3 separate regions of the Mus musculus genome follow, and all the other regions are linked to region 1. A link is a loop called in an ENCODE intact Hi-C map of the cell type or tissue named here. Cell type or tissue: left cerebral cortex. All regions are shown on one strand.

Region 1 (8,000 bases):
ACCACCGCAGCTGCATCTCATTCCTGTCCATTGTCGTTGTCTCCCTTCGCCCCCCCCCCCGCGACCCCCAGTGGTTCGGCTTGGCCTGAAGCCAAGGGGCAGCAGCCTGAACCCATCTCTGCTTCCCCGGACCAGGGCTCCGAGGAAACAGCAGGTGGCTCACTTCGCCTTGGGAGAGCCTGGTAGTTGAGCTCAGGTCTGACGAGGTCTTCACTTGCCTTAAGGGGAGATGCTGCAACTCCCAGCTTCGCGCCCCCCCCCCCACCTCCCACCCCGTGATCCGAGGGGCAACCTTAGACCTCATTAAATCTCTTGGGAACTAGGTTAACTAGATGGGGGAAACCTAGTTAACGCTGTTGTCTATGTGGCGCGTGCATAAAACTCAGTGTGGCCATCGCACCACTAACCCCCACTTAGTGGTACTGACTCACCTCTATCCCGGGAATGCGGGGCTCAGTGAGCTCCAGCCTGCGGAAGGAGCTCGGAAAAGGAAGAAGGGGCGAGAGTGTGGGAGTGCTGGGTGACCTGAAGCTCAGGGTGGGGGAAGGGCTGGGCCCCAGAGGAAGGTGGGGTGGGGGTGGGGTGACCACAAAGGGATAGGAGGAGTCTGTGTACAAAGGTGAGAAAAGAGCCTTGAACATTCTACTCCTGAGAATGGGTCCGTGGAAAGGGGGAGAAGCAAGGGAGGTCAGGGCCCCTCGGGCTGAAATGCAACTTGCAGCCCGCAGCTGGGTGCAACAGTTGCTGCGGTTTTGTCCACACCCCCCAACCCCCCACCTCGCCAGAGAAGAGTGGCAAGCAGTGGTAATGGGCTCCACTTCCTCAGTATGTGGGGTGCTCCTGGGTCTACCCTACCAGGGAGGTGCTGGAAATAGTACAAGTGCCTCTTATTCACGAAACCCAATAGAGGGAATTATCACCTCTTGTTAGCCTGGGTGGGTCTCCTCTGCTCCCAGAAACTAGTTGCTTCTCTAGAATCCAGTCTGCACTGGCTAAATCCACTTTACAACTAAAAGGGCACACAGGACTTGTCAAAGGAGGGGGATGCTTCCCATAAGTGCTTGGAAGCCTGGACTCCCCCACCTAAACCTCCACATCGCACACACTGGAATAATTCTGAGGAGGCAGGAGATTAGCTCCGGAGCAGTGAACCATTCCTGACTTTGGTCAAAGAAGCAGAGGCCAAGTAACTCCTGGACACCTGGCAAAAGCAGGGAAGAGAATGGAAGTTTAGAACAAAGCTGTGGAGGACTTGGAACCCAACCCCAACATTGACTTCTAATCAGTGGTATCTGTAAAATGGGAACAATGACCCTTCAATGCCAACGCCAAAGAGGGGAACTGGGCAACCAGTTTGTGTGCTGAGCCCAACAGAAGTTCATTTCCATCCTTGTCCAGTGCTACCCGGATGTCATCCCACCAAGAACTTGGATCAGGACAGAGATGCATTTCAGTGGCCAGGATCATTAAGAGCAGGTGGCTGGGACCTGGGAAAGTAGCTCACGTCTCTCCAAGACTTAGTTTTCTCTTTGTAAAATGGGAGCGATGCTTCTCTTTAGGGCCAGCTAGAGAGTAACTGAAAGAGCCAGTCAAAACCGGCTGAACGCGTGCGGGGGAGGGGGCGGGGTGTTGGGGGGCGCAGCTCAGATAACCTTGAAGCAATCACCAGCTCTGCCATTCTAAAGGCTCACTCACACCCCACAATTCGGAGTACAGAAATGACCTGTTTATTGAATACACCAATAGATCCTTGCCCACAGATGCACTGTTTTACTGTTACTAGTCCTTGCACAATTGCTTGAGAAGGCCTTTGGAAACATTCACCGCGCGCATGCACGCCACCTGCCAGCCAGGCAGGCAGACGTACAAAACCCTGGCGAGGTCCGGCTGGGGCTTCACGCTGAGTTTTGCCAAGCTCCGCCGGGTTCTGACTCCTGGAGTGTCTTACCGCACACGGTTGAGCTCCAAAGCTGCCATTCTACAGTCCTTCTGGCTTCCGGACCTCCAGTCCTCACCCCCACTCTCCGGTGCCAGAAGCCTTGCCTGCCACCGCCACCCCGGGAGGATTCTGCGCAAGGACACCGCTCTTCTTGGCAGCCAGGCAGAATCGCTGCCTGAATGCTAGTAGGAAGGAAGGAAGGAAGGAAGGAAGGAAGGAAGGGAAAGGAAGGGGGAGAGCCAGGACCAAATAGGGAACCAGGGAATCGGTGGGAGGTCTGCGCCCTGGAGCCCCGCGAGAGTCGCCCCAGCCGGTTTGGCACTGGCTCCTCCTGGGCCGCCAGGCTGCGGAGCAAAGGCCGGCCCTTACACGCACCCGGCCTTTTGTGCAAAGGCAACACAAAGGAGAGGGAAAAACACGTCTTCCGTTTTGAAGGAGGAGGCCAACAGCTCAGGACGCCTAGGCAAGCCAGGAACTCCCGGAGCCCGGCCTGCCGATTAGCCTAGGCAAGTGAACTCTCCATTCCCAGGGAAGGCATATTGGTCCAGCTGCGTGTGTTGGTTGGAAACGCGTCTCTAGGGCCCACCCAGGACACACAGGCAGGAGCTAGATCCTGACACCGGCGAAAAGTATCTCTCGGACCAAGAAGGACAAGCGGGGGCTAACCCCGACTAGTTTCCGATGGGGTGGGAGGAGTAAAGGAGACGCACGGAATTGTGTCCAGCCTCTGACTTGCCTCAGAGCCAGAGACCAAGGGACACAGATGGCCCTCAGGCGGCAAGCAGCTCTCAGACGAAGAGAAGGCAGCTGAGAGGAGAAGGAGACAGTTGGGAGCTGCCCGTCAAAGCTTCCGACTTAGAGAGTGAGGACCACCAGATGCCTGGAACTGCTGGGACAAGCTAGTTAGCTAACCAGGCTGCTACGCTAGCCACAGGGCTAGGGGAAGTGGAAAGGCTGGGGGTGGGGGTGGGGGACGCAGAGCCAGCTAGCGCTGCGCTCTTGCCTTCCGGCTCCTTTTCCAGGCTCGCCGCTGTAGAAAGGTTTCCCCAACTTTCGTCCGGGTCTCCAACTCCAGCTACTGGACCAAGTGTACAGAATGTCAGGCAGTTCTCCCGCAGACTTCCGGACGCAGAAGAGACAAACCAGTAGAACGCAACAAAAGAAGGAACCTGGGCGCTCGGATGCTCCGGGCAGTCACACTAGCCTGGGTGGCTGCAACCTATCTCCCGCATATTGTACCGCCTGAGGTTTGTTAGGGACTTTGGAGATCCACATCCCAGCTGGTGGCCCCACAGAGCTCACCCCCACGTACGCCCTCTCTGCGGTTTGCCAACGAAGGCCCAAGAGTGGTCCTCACATGCCCAAGCTCCTAATCCCCACCACAAGCCCCGTGTGACAGATTCTGCTAATTGAACGGTTATGGGTCATCCTCATAACCGTTGGGCGACATTATCACCACGCTTCAATTCTTCATGTTTTAAATACATATTTAACGGATGGCTGCAGAGCCAGCTGGGAAACACGCGGGTCGGAAAACAATGCTTCAGAAGGCACGAGATGAGGGGCAAACGCGCCAGCCCACTGACACTCGAGGGTGGACCCCAGGGGGGGGGGCGGGGGAGAACTTAGCACGAAATGAGGAGCAATCGCCTGAGTTTTCATGCCTGTTCTGACTTTGCTACAAGAAGACCAATTACTGTTTGTCTGCTTGCTTGTTAAAACTACATATGCGAATTCAAATACCAAGCAATGAGAAGTAACGAGAAAAGACCGTTAAAACTCCGTGAGAAGGAATTGGCGCTTATGTTTGGGGGGTGGAGGAGAGGTAGCACCCGAGATCTGTAAAAAATAAATATCCCAACAAACAAACAAAACGCATTTGAGCTGGAAATGTCCGGATGTGAGAAACAGTTGGGGGTGGGGATACAACCTACTGCCCCCATGCTTGGGCACTGCCAATTGCTCGCATCCATCCACGGTAGGCAGGGTCACCTGTATGGGCCTGGCCGTATTTTCTCCTGGAGGCTTGCTGAAATCAATTCCTAGGTTTTCACTTCCATAAAATGGGTGAGTGTATAGTTATCTCTAGACTTCCCCAGGCAATTCACCCAGATCCAGTTTCTCAGCTTTGTATGTGTGTGTGTGTGTGTGTGTGTGTGTGTGTGTGTGTGAGAGAGAGAGAGAGAGAGAGAGAGAGAGAGAGAGAGAGAGAGAGGCTGCTACCTATAAAAGACGTCCCAAGGCAGCTAGGAGTGTGTTTCAAGTATCAACTCCCATCCACAGCGGAGAGCCTCCGATAATTCTTTGCAAATAATGTTGCCTCTACTCCAAGGCTTGGGCACCAAGATGTTGGAAGTTCAGTGGCTGGGTTTCCCTGAAAATGAATGAGGTGGAAGTCGTTAACCATCGATGCGTTGGCGCTTTGACTGTATTGAAAATAGCTCTCCGGAGCTTCTACACAATCTAAACTTTATAATGAATTGCGATTTCTTCCCAGAGTGCTAAGAACCTTTCTCTGCTTCCTTGCCCGCCCCGTGCTCTCCAAGGCCATGCCCCCACCTGGGGGCGCTACCGCCTGTCCCCAAAGCTGCAGCAACTGCCACTAAGTAGAAAGGAGCTAAGGGAGTGGGGGCCTTCTGCGCCGCTAGTGTTTTCTTATGCAACCACAAATGGTCACAGTTTGATGAAAATCACTCGATAGGTCGGCAGCGGGAAACAGGAGGAGGCGGGAGGGCTAGCAAAAACTCCAGGTGTGGCAAGCAACCTCGGTGTTCATTCTCAGCCATAGAACTGGTTGGCCATCGGACGAGTTTGCAGATTCCCCGTCTCACTCCGTACCCTGGCCTGACGCTACAGTGACAATATTTATATTGAAAGTTGCAGGCGTTCCCTCTCTGCCAGGGTCCCCAGACTTCTTTAGCAGCCCCGCTAGCCCACCCGCTTCTTCAGCTCGCCCTTTCCTCTCCCTGCCCAGGTCCCTCCTCCCATCCCTCCTCGCGAATCTCTCTACCGCGGGCGCCCATTGGCTGTGTGCTGAGAGGAGGCGTGTGCCGGGCCCGGCGGGTTTCATTGAGCGGAATTAGCCGGGTGACATCAGCTTCGCAGCCCCTCGGGCCGGCCCAGCTCATTGGCGCCTCTGCCCCTCCAGGAAAAGCACATTGTTCCCGCCCCCCGCCCGGACCACCGCCACCGCCGTCGCTGCTGCCTCCACCCAGCTATAAAAACCAGCGGAACCCCGAAAGGTGTGGATGCTTATTACAGACCGAGCCAACACCAGCGCCCAGAGCCAGGTTCTCCTCCGCAGCGAGCACCTCAAATCTAATTCACAGTAAGTGTCCCCGCCCCTTAACTGCTCCAGCCTAAACCCCGAAGACCGACTTCTCCAAAGTGGCTAGGATTTAGGATGCACCCTACAGTGCTGGCCTACTGGCCGAGATCCCGCCCCAATAGGTACTAATGACTGCCTGGGTGTCTACACTCACCGCAGCATCCCAGGCTCCAATAACTCCTGTTGCGAGTCCGCAAGCTAGCCGCGCGGTCGTAGAACCAGCGCTTAGAAAGTGAATCCAATGCGGGCTGCCAGTGCGTGTGTTCACGCTTGCCGGCGTTTGCTGCGTGTGTAGATGGCGTTAAAGGCAGATGCGTCTGAGCACCAGATAGAAAATACTTCTCTATTCAGATCTCCGGTCCAGAGAAAAGTCCTCATTTATTCCAGGCCGGACTGAAGAAATAAAACCTCTAGAATGTCCCTCATTGAGGGCCACCCAGAAGTCCCTGAAATAAAGTAACCGGTGGATGAGTGGGGAGGAGAGAGATTAGGATAACTTGCATGCCCCGGGCTGCTAGAAGGCCAGACTGCCGCGGCGTAGATGCCAACCACCTTTGCGGGTTCCTGGAGCTGCCGTGCAGGCGGGGACGGCGATTGTCTCACTTCTTTCTCCACACCCTGTGTGTCTGTCTGTCTGTCTCTGTGTATGTGTGTGTCTGTGTCTGTGTATCTGTCTGGTTCTCTCCTCAAGTTCGGAAGGTTGAAAAAAGAAGGATCATTCGAGAGCTTAGATCATCCCTGGGGCCATGGACTCGGACGCCAGCCTGGTGTCTAGTCGCCCATCGTCCCCAGAACCCGATGATCTTTTTCTGCCCGCCCGGAGCAAGGGGGGAAGCAGCAGCGGCTTCACAGGAGGGACTGTGTCCTCGTCCACGCCGAGCGACTGCCCGCCAGAGCTGAGCTCCGAGCTACGAGGGGCCATGGGCGCGTCAGGCGCGCATCCCGGGGACAAACTGGGCGGCGGTGGCTTCAAGTCATCTTCCTCCAGCACCTCCTCGTCCACGTCCTCGGCGGCCACGTCTTCCACCAAGAAAGACAAGAAGCAGATGACTGAGCCCGAGCTGCAGCAGCTGCGCCTGAAGATCAACAGCCGCGAACGCAAGCGCATGCACGACCTCAACATCGCCATGGACGGCCTGCGGGAGGTCATGCCTTACGCGCACGGGCCGTCGGTGCGCAAGCTCTCCAAGATCGCCACGCTGCTGCTGGCGCGAAACTACATCCTCATGCTCACCAACTCGCTGGAGGAGATGAAGCGACTGGTGAGCGAGATCTACGGGGGTCACCACGCCGGCTTCCACCCATCGGCCTGTGGCGGGCTGGCACACTCGGCGCCTCTACCCACCGCCACGGCGCACCCCGCGGCCGCCGCGCACGCCGCGCACCACCCGGCCGTGCACCACCCCATCCTCCCTCCCGCAGCCGCCGCCGCCGCCGCAGCCGCCGCCGCCGCAGCGGTGTCCAGCGCCTCTCTACCGGGCTCCGGGCTGTCCTCGGTCGGATCCATCCGGCCTCCGCACGGCCTGCTCAAGTCACCGTCGGCAGCCGCAGCCGCCCCTCTCGGAGGCGGGGGTGGAGGCAGCGGTGGCAGCGGTGGCTTCCAGCACTGGGGCGGCATGCCGTGCCCCTGCAGCATGTGCCAGGTGCCGCCGCCGCACCACCACGTGTCGGCTATGGGCGCCGGCACCTTGCCGCGCCTCACCTCCGACGCCAAGTGAGCCGGCCAGCGGGGGTGCGTCCTGGAGAGCCAAGGGCTGCGGAGCAGCGCGGACAGGCCAGCGCTGGGGCTCCGGGGCTCTGTTGCAAGAAGGGGAGCTGGACCACGGGCTGGGCCTAGGGGATTATGGGGAGTCGAATATATGGGAACCGAAGCAATGGGAGCATTTGAAGCGATGGAGAGATGCGTTCGTTCCAGAACCTGGTTGACTCTTTGGCTGAACACTCCAAGGGTCTGGGAGGCGCCATTGTACAAAACGGCCACAACGCGCGGGTACTTTCATCCCTGGAACTTCCTGCCTGCACCCCCAGGAAGTCTAAAAACTAACTTTCCGGTGTACAAAGATTGACTCCCTGTCTGGGCTTAGACGAGACGCAGAGCACTGCACTTGACTTCTTTCCCCCACTTCAGGCGGGGTAGGAGACTCCCAGGAACCGCACTGCAGAAGCGACCTCTGGGCCTCACCCTGCAGGTTCATCCCTGGCCCAGGGCCAGGCACTAAGTTAGTAGACGCTGGCGTGGGTATCAGAAGCACTTAGGGTCCTGTGGTCTCAGAAGTGTGGCCTTCCCTCCTGTTGTCTCTCCTGTTGATTTGTGGTTTCCTAACAAATCTGTGAATGTTCCTTTTCAGAGCACAGGAGCAAGCTTTACAGACGCTTAAAATAGCACTTGTGGAATGGAATAATCCCAAAAGTCCCGATATGGAACGGAATCCTTTTTGGGTCTTATTTTTAAATAGATCTCCCCCCACACACACGCACACACACACTCACGCAACACACATTCTAAGCACACATCAATTGGTTTCTTACCCGACTGGGGACGCTGTTTTTTGGTACCTGGGGGCTTGACAAAAGAACAACATCAAAAAGTTGCTGTGAATATAGTTTGAGCTTTTTGGGAGGGGGTATTCTGTTGGGTTTTTAATAATTTCTTGTGTGTGTAAATATAATATCAACGAAATGCGCGATGCGAAGCTCTTTGTTCACGTGACTCCCCCCTCCGTCTAAGCCCGC
Region 2 (8,000 bases), 79 kb after region 1:
GCTCTTAAAAAGATGTCAAATTCAGATGACACATTTTGGGGTTTGGGTGCCCTTTGCCTGAAGTGTTTGCACCGACACCCACACCCGGAGGGGCAAATAATTCTCTGAGGTGACTGCAGGGAGAATTGTCCCTGAGGCCCCAGGGCATGCTTCCTCACTGATGGTTTCTGCTTCAAGCATATTTTGTGTTTATCTCAACCAATTCAAGGAAAAAGACTTTCTGTGGGCTCATGTGCTTGACCAAGTGTGTGTGTTACAGTCATCACTGGTGTTCAGGTGGCCTCTATTTTCACACCCAACTCTGCTGCTTCCCCCATTTGGCTGTCTGTCTATGGTCCGTCCGTCTGTCTGACCTCTGGCTAGATTATACCTCTTATCTCATCAAGGTTATTTGCTATTCCCACCCCTGAAACACATGCACTCAAGAGGGACAACAAAATCTCCCTGCATGGTCAGGCACTTGAGATGGGTTGGTTGGAAACATGACCATGCAGAAGAAACCTTGTGGTAGATAGATACCAGTCATCAATTCCTCCAGACCAAGTGTGACCTCGTGTCACCAAAACCCTTGGCCATCCCCATCAGGAACTGCTTCTGCTCCTGTGGGGCTGGAGAGCCCACTGCTCCTGGTGCATAACAGACCCCTCCAATCCAGGAAGACTGAAGAAACTCCTTGCCTGCATAATAAGGCAGGGGAGCCTGGCTTCAGTCCTTATCTCCCGCCTGGAGTGTGGGTCCATGTAATAACTGTAGGATATTTTACTTACAGAATAACCTACAAGGCAAGGACTACACACACACACACACACACACACACACACACACACACACACACACACACACACAGAGAGAGAGAGAGAGAGAGAGAGAGAGAGAGAGAGAGAGTATAGGGGCTGATCTCTGGGAGTAAAGACATCAGGATTGGATGGCCTCAATACCAAACTGGTGCAGATCCAAATTTTCCCCAATGAACAGGCAAAGTTTTTGAATTCCCTTTGGCTACTGCTGAAACACTCCGCTCTTCCTGGAGACTGCAGGAGGCTCGGATGGGGTGGTTGGGGCAGAGCACTGGGCATTAAGCTCCATCCTGGCTTCACATAAAGGAAGAAAACTCAAAACGCAGGGGCGGGGGGTGGGGGGGTGCAACTAAATTTAATTGGCTAGAAAGCAGGATTCCTGGGGTCTCCGCTTTCCCAGCTTCCAGAGACGGCTTTAAGAAGGGATTCTTCTCCGCCTCCCAGCACCAAAAAGAAAGGGTTGAGCTGGGGTGGTAATCCAGGTTTGGTCTGGCCAAGACAAATGACATACAGAACATGCAGTCTCTTTGCACACGGCATGTGCTTTCATGGAAGTGGAAGGGGAGAGAAGAAGGTGGGTAAGGGGGTGTAGAAAGGGGGCACTAAAAACAACTTGCTGTTTGCATATGGTCGGGCGAAATCTGTTTTGTCCCCGTCACTGTGCAGAGTGTCAGTAGTGGGCACCGTGTCGTGACAAGTTTCTTTCTTTCTTTCTTTTCTTTTTTTCTTTTTCTTTTTTTTTTTTTAAGTTAAGCTAAGCTCACCCCGAGCCTCGGCCCCCCGAGGTCCTGCAGCTTTAATTGTGTTCAGTATGATCTGGCGAACAATATGTCTTGATAAATGTGAATGGCGATCCCGCGCGCGGCTCCCCTTGGCATTGCCGCAAAGCCAGGCCTCGCTTTAGTGAACCCGTTCAGGAATGTGGGTTAATTCGGCCGACCCTTTTTACCCCCACAGCTCTGTTTTTGTGAGGTTGGCAGAAACTGACACGTTTTCTTTTGCTTAATTAAGTTGTTCAGTAGAAGGCTGGTCAAACAGTTGCATCTACGTGGGGAGTCTGGGGATGCGCAGAAAGCCGTGGGCGTTTCCAACATAAAAAGGGGGATTCTGTTATTGTTTGGGTGTAGACGGGTCATTTTTTCAAAGTTATTGCTGCCTGAGTGACCACAACCTTGCGCAGAGCCCTGAAAGGACATTAAAGCTGCTTAAACACAACCACCTTGGGCTCCAAAGTGTGTTTCTAAAAAGGAGAAAGAGATGCAGGGCGCAAGAGAAAGAACTAGGGCGATAGGAAGCAGTGGCGTTTGTGTGGAACTTTTTTCCATCGTAGACATTTCTATTTTATTTACGGCAAAGCACGGGCTCATTTAAATGAAAGACCCTAGGAATTGGAGCTGGGTAAGGTATAAGTCTCTCCTTTTAGTCAATCAAGACTGGTCGCCAAGGGGCTTGCCTTGGCCCTGAGCAGAAGAGTGGGTCTGGCCACCTTGTACCAGGACCAGGGCTGGTGAAATTCATCCCCAAAGCCAGCCAGTGACATTCCTGCTTTCGTTCTTTGTCGGTGTTATGACAACCACAGACAATATGGATCTCATGGATATTCAGAGTAACTGGGGATCTGGTCCCAGGCTCGCCCCATCTACTCCTCCATCTAATTCAAATTAACTTCAGCACCCATATGCAGGCCTCAAACCCATGTTCTGCGGGTATTATTGGATCACTAGAGTTTTCCTTATAGCACATGCTATGTGATAGTATTAAGAAAAGGCACGTGCCTAAGAAATGGGTTCTATTGCAAAGTGACCGGGACCTTGGGTGGATTCTTATCAATGCCTTTGTGCCTCAGTTTACCCATAGCAGCAGCTGTCCAGTGCTGTTTATAGAGCTTATCCCATGTCTTTCTCTGTGCATTTAGAAATCCCACAGACTTACCAAGCATTTGGCACCAGCATTATGTTGATCAACAATGCAATCTTCAAGTAATGAGCGCCTTATTCTCATTAGCTGCACATCTGAGTCGGGGGCGCTTGCATCCTCTGGGTCTCAGAGGAGGACCATTCTCCCGGCTACAGAGCAGCACACGCTGGTTTTTCCTCCTGAAGCCGGAGAGGACCACATAATAAAATGTTTCCTGATAGTTTCCCCAGGATTTACCACATCTTGTTAACAGACAAGGAGGAATGAGTTGATCATTTGGTGGATTTAAACTGTACGAATGGCAAGGGGATCTTTACGCCAGAAATCATCTATTTTGAGCTGTAGCCCAGCCCCAAGACCACTGACTATAAGCAATACCAGACATTGGCCAGACACTGCCAGAGCTCTTCCTATGCTCAGTGTGTTCAGGTTATACATATTCAGGTTCCCACCCTCCAAAGCACACACACACTCATACACACCCACACACACATGCACGCACATGCATTCACACACACATACATGCATGCACATATATATACGCACACATTTACACTTATTCACACACTTATACGCACATGCAGGCACACACACTCACACACACATGCATGCTTACAAATAAACATGCACACACACCCATCTGTGTTGCATGCTCACACTCATGTTTCAAGTTCCTTCCAGTCTGTCTATGGACGGCTGGATTTAGAAATTTCTGCTTGTGTGTATGCGTGACTGCTCCAGACGATCTTGGGTGCCAGTCCTCACCATTCACTTTAACACTGTACCCCTCTTCTGCCGTCTGCAGGCTAACTGGCCCACAGGCTTCTAGATAGTATGTTACCATCTCACAATAGGGTCTAGCCTAAGGCTAAAGACAAGCTACTGTGCACAGGACGTATCTGAGCTCTAGGGATTCAAAGCCTGGTCCCCATGCTTGTGTGGCAGGACTTTGTCCACTGAGCCATTTATCCAGATCCCAGAAGTTCTGTTGTGCATAACCATTTCCCAAATAAGTTGCTCGAGAAAGCTAAAGCCCAGTCACACAAAGAAAGTTACAAGTGTTCTTTCCAGATCTGTTGACGAACATTAAGAAGATCTGTAGGATGCTGCTGTCTGGCACTCCTAACTTATTCTCTCCCCAGAAGGACTGAAAGAAGTCACTGGAATCCAAATCTTGTTCCAGTCTACGGCTACGGGGCCATAATGATGATGTTGCCCGACTTATCTTCAAAAAGGTGACACTGAACCTACACACCCTCACATAGAACTCAGAAAGAACAGCTGTCCGACCAGTGCCAACGTCTCTTAGAGGACCGTGAGAGGCCAACGAAGGCCTGAGCAGATGGGAGCCGAGATGGCCTGCCGGCAATGGCCGCGAGAGTCCCGCCACCTGGCACTCTTCCTGCCGTCTGGAGGTGCTGTGTGTGGCAGGCGATCCTATGATCCCCACTCGCGGCAACAGGCCTTCTCCTCATCTCTGATTCTCTGACAGCCCGGGCAGATCTCTTGCTTTTGGCTTTTTAAAATCCAGGACACATTTTCTCTCAAAGTCACCAACTTCCAGCTGCCAGGGAGCTGGCCTTCCCCTCTGTTGCCCCACCACCACCATTATGTCTTCGAATCCAGAGAAACAGAAGGCCTTCCTCCGTGTGGGCAAGCCCGCAAGAGTTCGGAGTCTGCATTTGGGCCTTGGGACAGAGGGGAGGATTCACAAGAGCTGGCCAGAAGCCACGCCACTATCCCGGCCCTTGTGGCACCACACGGAGCTGTGCGGCTCCTAGGGACAAAGAGGGGTGTTTTCAGCAGCCCGACGTTCTGCTGACAAATGCATAATAAACTGACAGAAAGCAACCAAGCAGCATTTCAAAGCCCCCAGTTACAGGGGAGGCCAAGCCTGAGTGGGGATGGTCACTTTCTGCAGGTGTCAGGCCAGTGTCCCTGCATTTGCATGTATTTGCATAGACTGTCAAACAGTTGGCTGCCGGAGAGTCTGAGGAGGTCTGGACACAGCCCAAACCTGTCAGTGCCTTTCTCCTTGCCAGTCAAGGTTGGCTTTCGCTGCAATTAAAACAGGAAATGAATACTTCTGACATTGCAATAGACCCAGCCACAGCTGGGCCAAGTTAAATGGGAAGTGTGCTCTGCTTAGAAAGGGAAGGTGTGTGCTCAAACAAAAGAAGAAGAAGAAGAAGAAGAAGAAGAAGAAGAAGAAGAAGAAGAAGAAGGAGGAGGAGGAGGAGGAGGAGGAGGAGGAGGAGGAGGAGGAGGAGGAGGAGGAGGAGGAGGAAGAGAAGGAGGAGGAGGAGGAGGAGGAGGAGGAGGAGGAGGAGGAGGAGGAGGAAAAGAAGAAGGAAAAGAAGAAGGAAAAGGAAAAGAAATGACTGGTAGTGGTTTAAATGCAGAGGGCAACACCAAACATGGGTTTCCAAGAAAAACTAACATTTCACAATTCTCCCAAGCCTCTCTATTATAGTGAGAGGTGTGTGGGCAGCTCACCCCCTGACGGGTACTGAGTTGCCAAGCAAGAAGACCACTCCAGACACTTCACCTCCTATATCCAAAGTGTTGGGAAGAAGCCACTCCTGCAAGTGACACACAACACCCTATAAAGCTCCTCTGTGCTGCTCGGGATTGACAAATAGGTGGCCTGGTTCAGAGGGGGTGAGAAAATTGAGGAGGCTGTTGTTCCCCCACTGCATGGGCACACGGATTACAGATCATATTAGCATATGGATTGCGGTGGGAAAGAAACAAAAATCAGGGCCTCCACTACTGTAAGCATGAATGGCCTCTCAGGATGGAAGGGGGGCGGGGAGAGAAGAAAGCCGGTCAGAGGCAGCAGTTGCTTTTAAGAATATGTAAGATTTCTAGTTTCTGAGGTGCTGTGTTATAGCAGCTTTAAGCAAGACCTAACAATTTGTTAAATACTTCATCTCCAAACAGTGGTGGGTACTACAGTTTCATGAGCAGCAGATAATAGATTCTGTTTATTCGCCAACAATACCGACACTGTTTCGCCCCGGACTGCAAGTGGCTGAGCCATCTGGCTCCTATCTCCACAGTAAAACATTGTCCGTGACACAAAAAATGACTACATCCCCAGGACAAACTAGTGTGACCTCTAAATAAAGCCTTCCTCTGAAGCTATGATATCACACTGCACAGGGGACACCAGCACAATTGAATCTGGTCACCAAAAGCCCAAGTGAGATAGGACTATGTAAATGGGATTTTATAGGAGACGTTTTGTCCTCTGTGCAAACCATCGAGATCCGTCCACAGCACTGAAACATCTTTTTCATTCACCCTGAGGACAACAGTGTGCTTCTTTCTGGGGGGTTGGCAGTCCTCTTTCTCCGGCCCCAGGCCGAGGAAGCACACATCCGTGTCCCAGAGGTGGCACCTGCAGTCGGTCTCTGCTTCCAACAACATGTCACTGACGGCCCCACCTGCAGCAGCCTTTTAGCCGATATTTCACGAACAAGCGAGCCTTTCTCTTGCCTGCCAGGGAGAAGGCCCAAGCTTGCCAGCTTCTTCACAAATAGCTGAACAAGTCACCAGCAGCCTTGTACCACCTGAATGCTCGCTTCATGAGGCAGGCAAACACACACACACACACACACACACACACACACACACACACTGCAGAGAAGGGCTGTTTCAATGAAAGAAGTGTCATTCTCCAGAAATGACCCAAATCCAGTTTCTGCCACCAATGCACTTGTGTCGATGTGATGGGGAGTTTTTATTATAGAAATGGAAAAGGTCAAATGGACCCAAAAGCTGGCCCAGCTTATGTGCCTAGTTCTGACTCCTGTTTATATTGTTTTGAGTTTTATGCATAGGCTTAAAACAACGTATACGAGGACTGTCTCATCAAATAACATCTCTAAATACTTTCCTCATGCAAAATGGGCCAGTTTATAGCCAGAGCCATCTAAGGTGACAACAGGAACAAAAACAACTTTTTTCTTTCTTTCTTTCTTTCTTTCTTCTTCTTCTTCTTCTTCTTCTTCTTCTTCTTCTTCTTCTTCTTCTTCTTCTTCTTCTTCTTCTTCTTCCTCTTCTTCTTCTCCTCCTCCTCCTCCTTCCCCTCCTTCTTCTTTTCCTCCTCCTCCTTCTCTTCCTCTTTCCTTTTCTTCTTTTTCTTCTTCCTCTTCCTCCTCCTCCTCCTCTTCCTTCTCCCTTCTCTTCCTTCTCCTCTCCATTCACTTGTTCAGAGTGTGTGTGTGTGTGTGTGTGTGTGCGCGCGCGCGCGCGCGCGCGTGTGTGCATATACAAGCACGTGTGTACAGATGCACAAGCTCCTGTGTGCCTACAACATGCATGAGGCTACGTGAGGTCAGAGGTCAGCTTGCAGGGTGTGGTTCTTTTCTCTCACCATGTGGGCTCTGGGGGTCACTCTCAGGTTGTCAGGCTTGGCAGCCAGGGCTTTTACCCACTGCACCATCCTGCTGTTCCAAAGGCTGAACGATTACGTGAGAATTTGCTAGCTGGGAAAATCACTTCATAGCTATTCTCAGCATTTAAAAGGGCTAGCACCTATTTTATTTCACACATTTAGAAAATGAGAAGACAAATTCTCAGCAAATGCCTGGCCAAATAGTAAGAGTTTAAGAAACGGTCACTAACAATAATTGTTGACTTTTAACATTCTAATAGAAAAATAACCTAATGAGGACTCATCATGCATCTAAATGCACACTGACCCTTCAGAAGAGTAGATGTATTCACACTGTTAAAATTTGGCAAATTGTTTGGTTAGATTAGAAATTTGGCTTATGTCCAGCTATATTTCTATTGTAGGACTTTATATAGCATGAAGCTGAATTTGACTACATTTTCTATAGATTTATTCTTATGACTGCTGGGTTTTTTTGTTTTTTTAAGATATGCCATGCACACAGTTGCCACCTTAGGTATACATCCATGTGTACAGTTTGACTCTTAAGAGTGGGCGTTGCCTTTAGTGACACCCAGCCTCAGGGTCCTTACAGCAGGCATTTTCCAAGCCCCTCCTGCCCTCAGGACAGGCTGCTCTCTAGAAAGAATGCTTTGGGTTTGGGGATTTTGTTGTTTCTGTCTTTCTGGGTTTGTTTTTGAGAGCTGAAATTTGAAAATGGGTTTCCCCCCAACATGTGATCTGATTGTGAGATCACAAACAGACCTAAGACATGAGGAAGGATTCTTTGTAGAAAAAAAAAATGGGTGCAGATGCCATGTTTACACAATTGTAACTGAGTTCTGGCCCTTTTCTTCTCCAACTTTCTAGCAGGTATATAAATA
Region 3 (8,000 bases), 91 kb after region 1:
ATATGTGTATGTATACCACATATACGCCCTAGGGTCAGAAGAGGGCTGCCTGGAGTTACTGATGGTTGAGAGCCACCATGTGGGTACTGAGAATTGAACCCATGTTCTCTGAAAGAGTGGCAAATGCTCTTAATCGCTGAGCCTTTTTTTTTTTTTTTTTTTTTTTTTTTTTTTTTTTTTTTTGCCATAGCTCTATGATAAGGTAAAGCTCCCAGCAAGAGTGGCCCAAGTCAACTTGTCAGTGTGTCTGGTGTCTGGTTGGTATTGTGAATATTAAGACTTTATGTGCCGGGCATGGTGGGGCATGCCTTTAATCCCAGCACTTGGGAGGCAGAGGCAGGCGGATTTCTGAGTTCGAGGCCAGCCTGGTCTGCAGAGTGAGTTCCAGGACAGCCAGGGGTATACAGAGAAACCCTGTCTCGGAAAAAAAAAAAAAAAAAAAGACTATGTGAATCATCATTTATCCTTTGAAAACTGTTTTCCCACCTGCTAATCTGGGGAGAAAAAAAAAGTGAGGGGTGTTTTACTATCTTCACTCTCTAAAGAGGAGACTGTGTTCTATTGAGAGGTCAGCTATGTTTGCTCAAGGTCATGGAACTGGAAATGCTGAGAGTGAGTTCAAATCCAGCTTGCCGAGCTCTTCCGCATGCCTCTGTGTGCTTCATGGACGCTCAGAGGGCTCCTCCAATCCTTACTTCTCCATCCTCTTGATCTCGTTTGCCATTTAGAAAATATTTTCACCTAGGGGCCAAAATAGTAGATAGACTCAATCAGGAAAAAAAAATTGACCAATGCAAAAATAAAATTTCACAAAGACAGGAAAAAATGGAGGACTTGTATACAACCTACCAAAGAAACAATGATTGACAGGATGTGAAGAGTCCCTGTGAAGTCTCCTTGCTGATCACCATGGCAGAAAGGACACAGACCATGCATGCTTCCCTGTGGTAACAGTCTCACATGGAAAAGCATGTGGGTGGTACCCACCTTCCCCAGCATCCGTGTCTTCCAGTCCTCTGGTTGTGGTTGGGCATCTCAGAGGACAGTGAAACATCTTTTCTTCAAGGATCCCCTGTGCGCACACCCCAGTCCATGAGGGTGTTCTTGAAGACTCCCCCGCCACCCCACATTTACCACAACTCCTCTGCTCATTGCTTCTAATTCTCAAAGACAAGATTCCTTTTTTTTTTTTAAAGAGACAAATAGAAATCTTCATATTCTTGGGCTGTTCTATGAAACCCCCAATGATGGCCGTTTCCAGTGCCCTCCCCCGAACCAACTTAAGCTGACTGCTACCACCTCACTGAGTTCTGGGTATATCCATTTAATATGGCCAGACAAGCAGCCAACTGCTGTTTTCAAAAGACAATCTGACAGATTCTATTCACTTTCAAAGTAGCTCTCCATGGCTGGAATAATTATCTTTCATTTCTCTCACTCTGACCTCTTTCAGTGATTTGTTGACATCTGGAGAGTTATGGGCGAGCTCAGAAGGGCCAGCTGGACTTTCTATCCCCGGAGATACTCGGGAAGGATTCCCATGCAGCATCAAAAATAACTCTCATTTTTTGCAAAGGGGCAGCCTGATCTACATATTAATAAGGCACTCTCATCTTAACTAAAAGCTCAAAGGAAGGAGAGGCAGCCTTGTAACTCATTCACTGAGATCTGAAAAGTTCACTTCTCCCTCCAAACCAGGGTTCCCTCACTGGACTCACTAAACACACACACACACACACACACACACACACACACACACACATACACACACACACACACACACACACACACACACACAGAGAGAGAGAGAGAGAGAGCGAGAGAGAGAGAGAGAGAGAGAGAGAGAGAGAGAGCAAATAACCCCTTATTTTCAAACATGTTTGATTCTGTCCTCCGCTGAGGGAGAGAAAGAAATCCAAGCAAACAGCAGGAGGCCCCACTGTTTCATATACCGCCAGCGGAGTGTGGGGTAAGCCTTGCTACAAGGCTGTCTGTTAATAATTTGCATACATGCTTTAAGGATGTAGTGCGGGGGCTGAGTGCTTTCCTAGAATGCAGAAGGTCCTGTGTTCAAGTCCAAACACTTCGTGGATAGTGGGCTCCTATGATCCTAACACTTGGGATGTGGAGGCAGGGGGATTAGAGAGTCGAGACCATCCTTAGCTATGGAGTGAGTTTGAAGCAATTCTGGCTACATGAGATCTTGCCTCAATAATGATAATATTTATTAGTAGTAGTTAAATCATTATTTGTGTTTATACAGCCAGCCCTTCACTGCAGGCGTGTCCAAGGGCCTTTCTACTATGAGCATGGGACATGGCCGCAGCGCCATTTCCGTGTTTTCTCTAAAACCCAGGCTAAATGGATGGCCCGTTCTTAAGGGGCTGCACGTGATCAATAACATTCAATTATGACCATAGATCCCATCGCAAATGGGACGTTCAGTTCAGCATCTCAAAAATCTGTTCTTTTCTTTTCCCTTTCTCTAGGACAGCACCCCAACACACACACACACACACACACACACACACACACACACTTGGAGACTTTGGCCAACAATTTAGTTAACTGTCAACCAAAGCACGTAGTCAATTTCAGTATAGGTCTCCTGCCCAGGAGCAGTCAGCTGACAAATGAACTCAAGAGGGTTTTTTGCCCCATTTTGCTTGCTTGCTTTCTTTCTTCCTTTCTTCCTTCCTTCCTTCCTTCCTTCCTTTCTTTCTTTCTTTCTTTCTTTCTTTCTCTCTTTTCTTGTGGGTTGTGTGCGTGCGTTTCTTTTTGTCTTGTCTCGTTTTTTGTTTAAAGACAGAGAAAAGAACATAAAGTCAGAAGGGTAGGGGGATTCGAAGGATCTGGGAGGGGTTGAGGGAGAGGAGAGAAACTGTCAAAATATATGTGCAATTTTTTTTTTAAGAAAAGAAGAAAAGGGTAGAAACAAAAACAACAAAACAAAATAAAAATGAAGACCTAAGATGCACCGCGGTAAGAGGAGCCCCTCGGGCGGGAAGCCTGCCCCGGGGGATGGGCTTCCATTCAGAAACTGCTCAGGTGGAGCGAGGCTCTGGCCTGAAGACTCCTGTTCGCCTACAGGCTCTCATCAGTTCTTTCCCAGCAAAGAGCCGCTGTGCGCGGGCAACACCCACTAGTTCTTTCGATCAACAGCGCCCCTTACTGGCTAGTGCACTACAAACTCACGGACTTCTTGGACTCCATCACAGTCTTACCCCAACAACTAGCAAATGAGTCCCTTTCTTCCTGAAACTTTAAACACACAGAACCGGTGGAGGCGATCTTGCGATCCTAGCTCCAGGGTCCTAGCCACCCCTCTGCCTTATCGATCTCAGCAGAGCCAGGTTTCTCTTTGGGAGGCTGGTCCTCAGAGGAGCTGTGTCTCCTGGGAAACCAATAAACTACAGATAACACTGTGATCACAGCAGATCTGGCAGTATCCCAGAAGGAAAATCTGCTCCTCTGTGAGCTAGAGGGACTTGAATTCTAAGTATGGCATGGGGCAGTAACTAAAAAACAGATGCACTGGGCTTTTTAAAATGCTTTTCTGGGGTTTCCCACAAAACCCCTTTATTCGTGTGCAGAGGAGCTCGGTCCTGGCTGGCTACAGGTTGTGTTTGAGTTATTTTAGGCGAGGGGGTGTCGCAGAGGGAGACAGACTTGGAGGTGGAGGGAATTTATTTTGGTAGAGGTACTTTATTTTGCTCTCTTGCCTGGGAGGACCTGTCTCCCTTGGGTAATTTAAAGTTTGTTAAGAACCTTGGAATTCCTCGGAGGGAGGAGCGCCATTGCAAATAAAATAAAGAGGTCACAGGCAGAGAGATGGAGACAAAGGTGACCCCAGGCAGTGCCTCTGGGTTCTGGGCATTTGACAGTGGGGTTGGCTAAGGTCTTTAGGCAGCTAAGGAAGTTGCCTCTCCTAACCTTGCTCTTATTCCAATATTTGTTATGTGCCTGGATGTGTAATATTTCTTGTCCCCAGCACCATGCTGGAATGTTTCTATATGTTGGTTGATACATTTAATCTTCACACAGCCACCAGAAGACTACTTTTGAATCCAACCCATATGTGTCTAACTAAAAAAAAATGTATCACGCTCACCCAGCTTTCTCCCCCCGCCCCCACTTGGGAAATGAGTTAGATGAATTGATCGTTCTGAGCCAAGCTTCCTAGACCCAATGATGTGGCCAGTATATTGACCCCTAGTCTCAAGTCAGCAATGGCTGTTCTCTCAGGGTGTCTTCCCTTTGCCTTGCCCAGAAAGTCTCTGTGGCACTCTGTCCCTCTTCTTCCCGACGCTTTCCTGTCTCTCAAACACAGACAGTCTGGACTGTCAACTTGGTGTTCCTGGCAGGAAGAAACCCACACTCTGTATTTTAAAGGTTCCTGGTAATGTCTAGCTAAACACTCAGAACACTGGAGACTGTGCACGCCATATCTTTCGACTATGACATCACCAACACGTTCCAAGACTGCAGGCAGGAGGAGACCAGCTTCTCCAGGCCCGCACCCTTGTTGGCCCCAAAGCTGGGGATCATAATGTCTAGACTTTTAGGGAGCCCTTTCCATTCATATACATTTGAGACAGAAGAGAAACTGATGTCTGTTATTACAAGTCCCGTTAACCCTTGGCACTAGGGCAAAGCAAACCTTCTTTTTAATGCCACTGGGGGTACCCTGGATCCTCGTATTCTCTGGGGAGTCACAGTTTTGTGTAATCCATGCTTTACTAGGAGTTTGGGACACGGATTCTGAAGAGGCACATCGATGCATATATTTTTATAAGATATTAATCTGTCAGTCATTTCAAGAACAGGAAAATTGTGAGACTAATACAACAAACTTTAAAAACATAAATTGAGAGATAAGTGGCCCACGTGTTACCCCATCTGTGCTGGAGCTTTTAGACAAGTCCATACGAGCTAAGATCATCAGGGAAGAGAGAACCGTAACTGAGAAAATGCCTCCGTCAGACTGGCCTGTAGGCAAACCTGTGCACCATTTTCTTGTTTGATGATTGATGTGAGAGTGTCCAGGCCACCTTGGGTAGTCCCACCTCTGGACAGGTGATTCTGAGCTATATAGAAGAGCAAGCTGAGCAAGCCAGTAAGCAGCATTCCCCCACAGTCTCTGCGTCAGTCCCTTCTTGATTGACTGTAAACCATAAGAAGAAATAAATCCTTTCTTCTTCAAGATACTTTCGGTCATGGTTTTTTGTCACAGCAATAGAATACAAATTAGAACTCTATCACTTTCAAACACTGAAGTATGTAACTTCTAAGGAACCCTCTGTCACAATCAAGACACATCTGTCAAAAAATTAGCCTTGGTGCCTATGACCATCTAACCTCCAAATGCCACCCAGCTGCTTCGGTGAAGCCTTTAACAGCAGACACACCAGTCCAGGGTGACTCCTCTCTTGTCTTCTCATACCTTCAGACTCCTCCAGTCCGTAACGGTTTTGATTTTCATGACCCAGACACTTGGTAATGAAGGGGCAATTATCTTGTAGGCCTTTCTACAGTCTGGCATTTCCATACAATCCTTTGTTACTGGATTCAGGCTGTAACTCTTTGGCAGGGTCAGCATCACAGACGGAATGTTTCTTTGGGATCGAGGGGAACCTGACTTTAATATTCTCCAGTGGTGACTGACATAAGATGAAGAATGTGGTATTTTCACGTGTTTCCACTTGATTTACATGCATCAGAGGTTCAGATCCCCAATACTCAGGTAAATGACAAGCAGGTGTGGTGGCCACCTGTAGTCCCAGCACGCAGGAGGCAGAGACGGGTAGCCTTCTGGGCAAACTGGCTCGCTAGGCCAACCAGAATTGTCAAGCTCCATGTTCAGCAAGAGGCATTGCCTCAATATATAAAGTGCAGAGTCAATATATAAAGTGCAGAGTAATTGAAGAAGACACATGACATCCATGTCAGACCTTTATAGTCAAGTGCACACACATGCATCGCATACATGCAAACACATCTGTACGTACACTTGCAAAAAAAAAAAGAAAGAAAAGGACAAGGGGAAGAAAAGCAAGATGGACAATGCCTGAGGAATGAATGACACCTGAATTTGACCCCTGGCTTCCACATACACACATGTGCATAAACACACGTACACATGTATCCGCATACACCAAACAGGCACATGCGTGTACATACACATAAATACACAAGTGCAAAAATGTAATTACCATCTGACCTAGCAAATTTAATTCTGACTATATGTCCCCAAAGAATTAAAAGCAGGAGTTTAGGGCTGAGGAGACCATTCAGTGGTTAAAGTGAACGAATAACAACCAGAGTTTGTCCCCCAGAAGCCATGTAAGTGTTAGCTGGCTGGGGCAATGGACCTGCAGTCCAGGACCCATGTAAGTGTCAGCTGGCTGGGGCAATGGACCTGCAGTTTCAGCCTTGGGAGGTGAAGACAGAGGCCTGGAGCAGGCTGACTAGCAAGACTAACCATATCAGTGAGCTTTGGGTTGACTGACAAACCTGCCTCAATGAATAAAGTGTAAGATGGTCCTGATAGCAACTTCTACGTGCACACAGGTACATATCCCATATCCACCCAGATACACACATGTAGAAACACATACACACATGCACACACATATACACACGCGCACATACACACATGTGCACATGCACACATATACACATACACATGCATGTATACACACATGCATACATGCACACGTACACATATACACACATGTATACATGCACACATACATACATACACACATGAAAATGGAAAAGCGAGAGACATCAAAGAGGCTTTTGTGTTTATAGCAGCAACATCCATAAAGAACAGAAGCAACCCAAGTGTCTACCAACAGATGAATGCGTCAACACAATAGGGTGCGTGCATGTAATGGGGTATTATCCAGCCTGGGGGAGGAAAGGAAGCCTGATTCCAGCAATGCTGTGGGCAAGGCTTGAAGACACTGTGCTAAGTGAATTAAGGCAGATACAAAGAGACAAGTGCTTTACAATCCTGTTCACAGGAGTGTTACAGGTAGTTAGTCACAGAGACTGAGATTAAGGGACAGCGGCAGCTGTTGGAATCTGTGGGGACTGGGGAGAAGGCAGGGTTACTATTCCGTGGGTGCTGAGTTTCAGTTTCCCCAAAGGACAAGCATTCTGCAGATGAATAGAGGTGGCAGTCACGTGACAATGTGCTTGCACTTAATACCACCAAAGTATGCACTTAAACGTGACTAACACGGTAAGGTTCATATTGAGTGATTTTTTTTATCATAATTAAAAAAAACTCCAGAGATTAGATCTTATATGAAAAGCAAATGAATTAAGATGTACAAGGCCTCCACACATGCTAAATGCTTCATAAATAACAATATTACAGCTTTACAAAGTTATGCCCTGTACCTCCTCCGAGGAAAGCTTCCTGGCTATTGTGCGATGCGGGGATGGAGGGTTATAGCTCACGAGAGTGTTTATGTGACAGTGACCAAGAGATGGACAGAGCTCATGACTGATGCATTGCAAGGGTCATCCCCACAACCGCAAACTCAGTCCATTCGAATCATATCTCTAACAAGGGCCTCGGGTCCAGAAAGCCTGCTGTAGAAGACTCATGTCAACCTATGAGAAGAATCCATTGGCTCCCTCATCCGACTTAGCATGGGATGTGGCTGCATTGGCTTGATATCATCTGGCAGGAAGGAAGAATACTATCATGGGAAATGGATTGTGGGGAAGGGGTTAACCTGTGCTTAGGGGCTATGCTCAGGGGACCTCTCCTATGGCGCCCGCTCTGAGGACATCCACCAAGTGTGCCTCTACTGAGACTCGCACGTGTGCTCGATTCTTACCACAGTTTTACGAGGCGGTGGATAGCAGCAGCAGCTTTTTACAGACAGAAGGAAATGTGAGGCAGGCAAGTGGCCTTCATGGACTGTGAAGCAGTGGCTAACCAGGAGACAGCTCTAGGGTGGAGTTCCTGGAGGCCATTGTTT

Evidence for each region. Peaks named below come from ENCODE experiments on the same cell type or tissue, not always from the same donor. Only the 100,000 strongest peaks of a DNase experiment are listed, where the experiment ranks them.
Region 2: it touches region 1 in a loop (4-fold over the local background); 11 of 42 quality-filtered maps call a loop at or near these places.
Region 3: it touches region 1 in a loop (4-fold over the local background); 11 of 42 quality-filtered maps call a loop at or near these places.

What each region holds. Positions count from the first base shown.
Region 1 is chr16:91,220,387-91,228,386 of GRCm38, forward strand. It overlaps Olig2 (oligodendrocyte transcription factor 2), which reads left to right and starts at 5,164. Exons shown (of 2, transcript NM_016967.2): 1 at 5,164-5,267; 2 at 5,959-8,000. The coding sequence starts at 6,014. The coding sequence ends at 6,985. In left cerebral cortex, a CTCF peak has its summit at 4,512 (motif pointing right); DNase peaks (open chromatin) are centred at 2,076, 2,232, 4,578, 5,007 and 1 more place; H3K4me3 peaks cover 4,116 bases; H3K27ac peaks cover 2,117 bases.
Region 2 is chr16:91,299,844-91,307,843 of GRCm38, forward strand. No RefSeq gene overlaps it. Among named protein-coding and RNA genes, the nearest start is that of Olig1, 34 kb to the left of the region's middle. In left cerebral cortex, no CTCF peak of the experiment used is centred here; DNase peaks (open chromatin) are centred at 4,499, 5,848 and 6,054; H3K27ac peaks cover 765 bases.
Region 3 is chr16:91,311,166-91,319,165 of GRCm38, forward strand. No RefSeq gene overlaps it. Among named protein-coding and RNA genes, the nearest start is that of Olig1, 45 kb to the left of the region's middle. In left cerebral cortex, a CTCF peak has its summit at 3,173 (motif pointing left); a DNase peak (open chromatin) is centred at 3,172.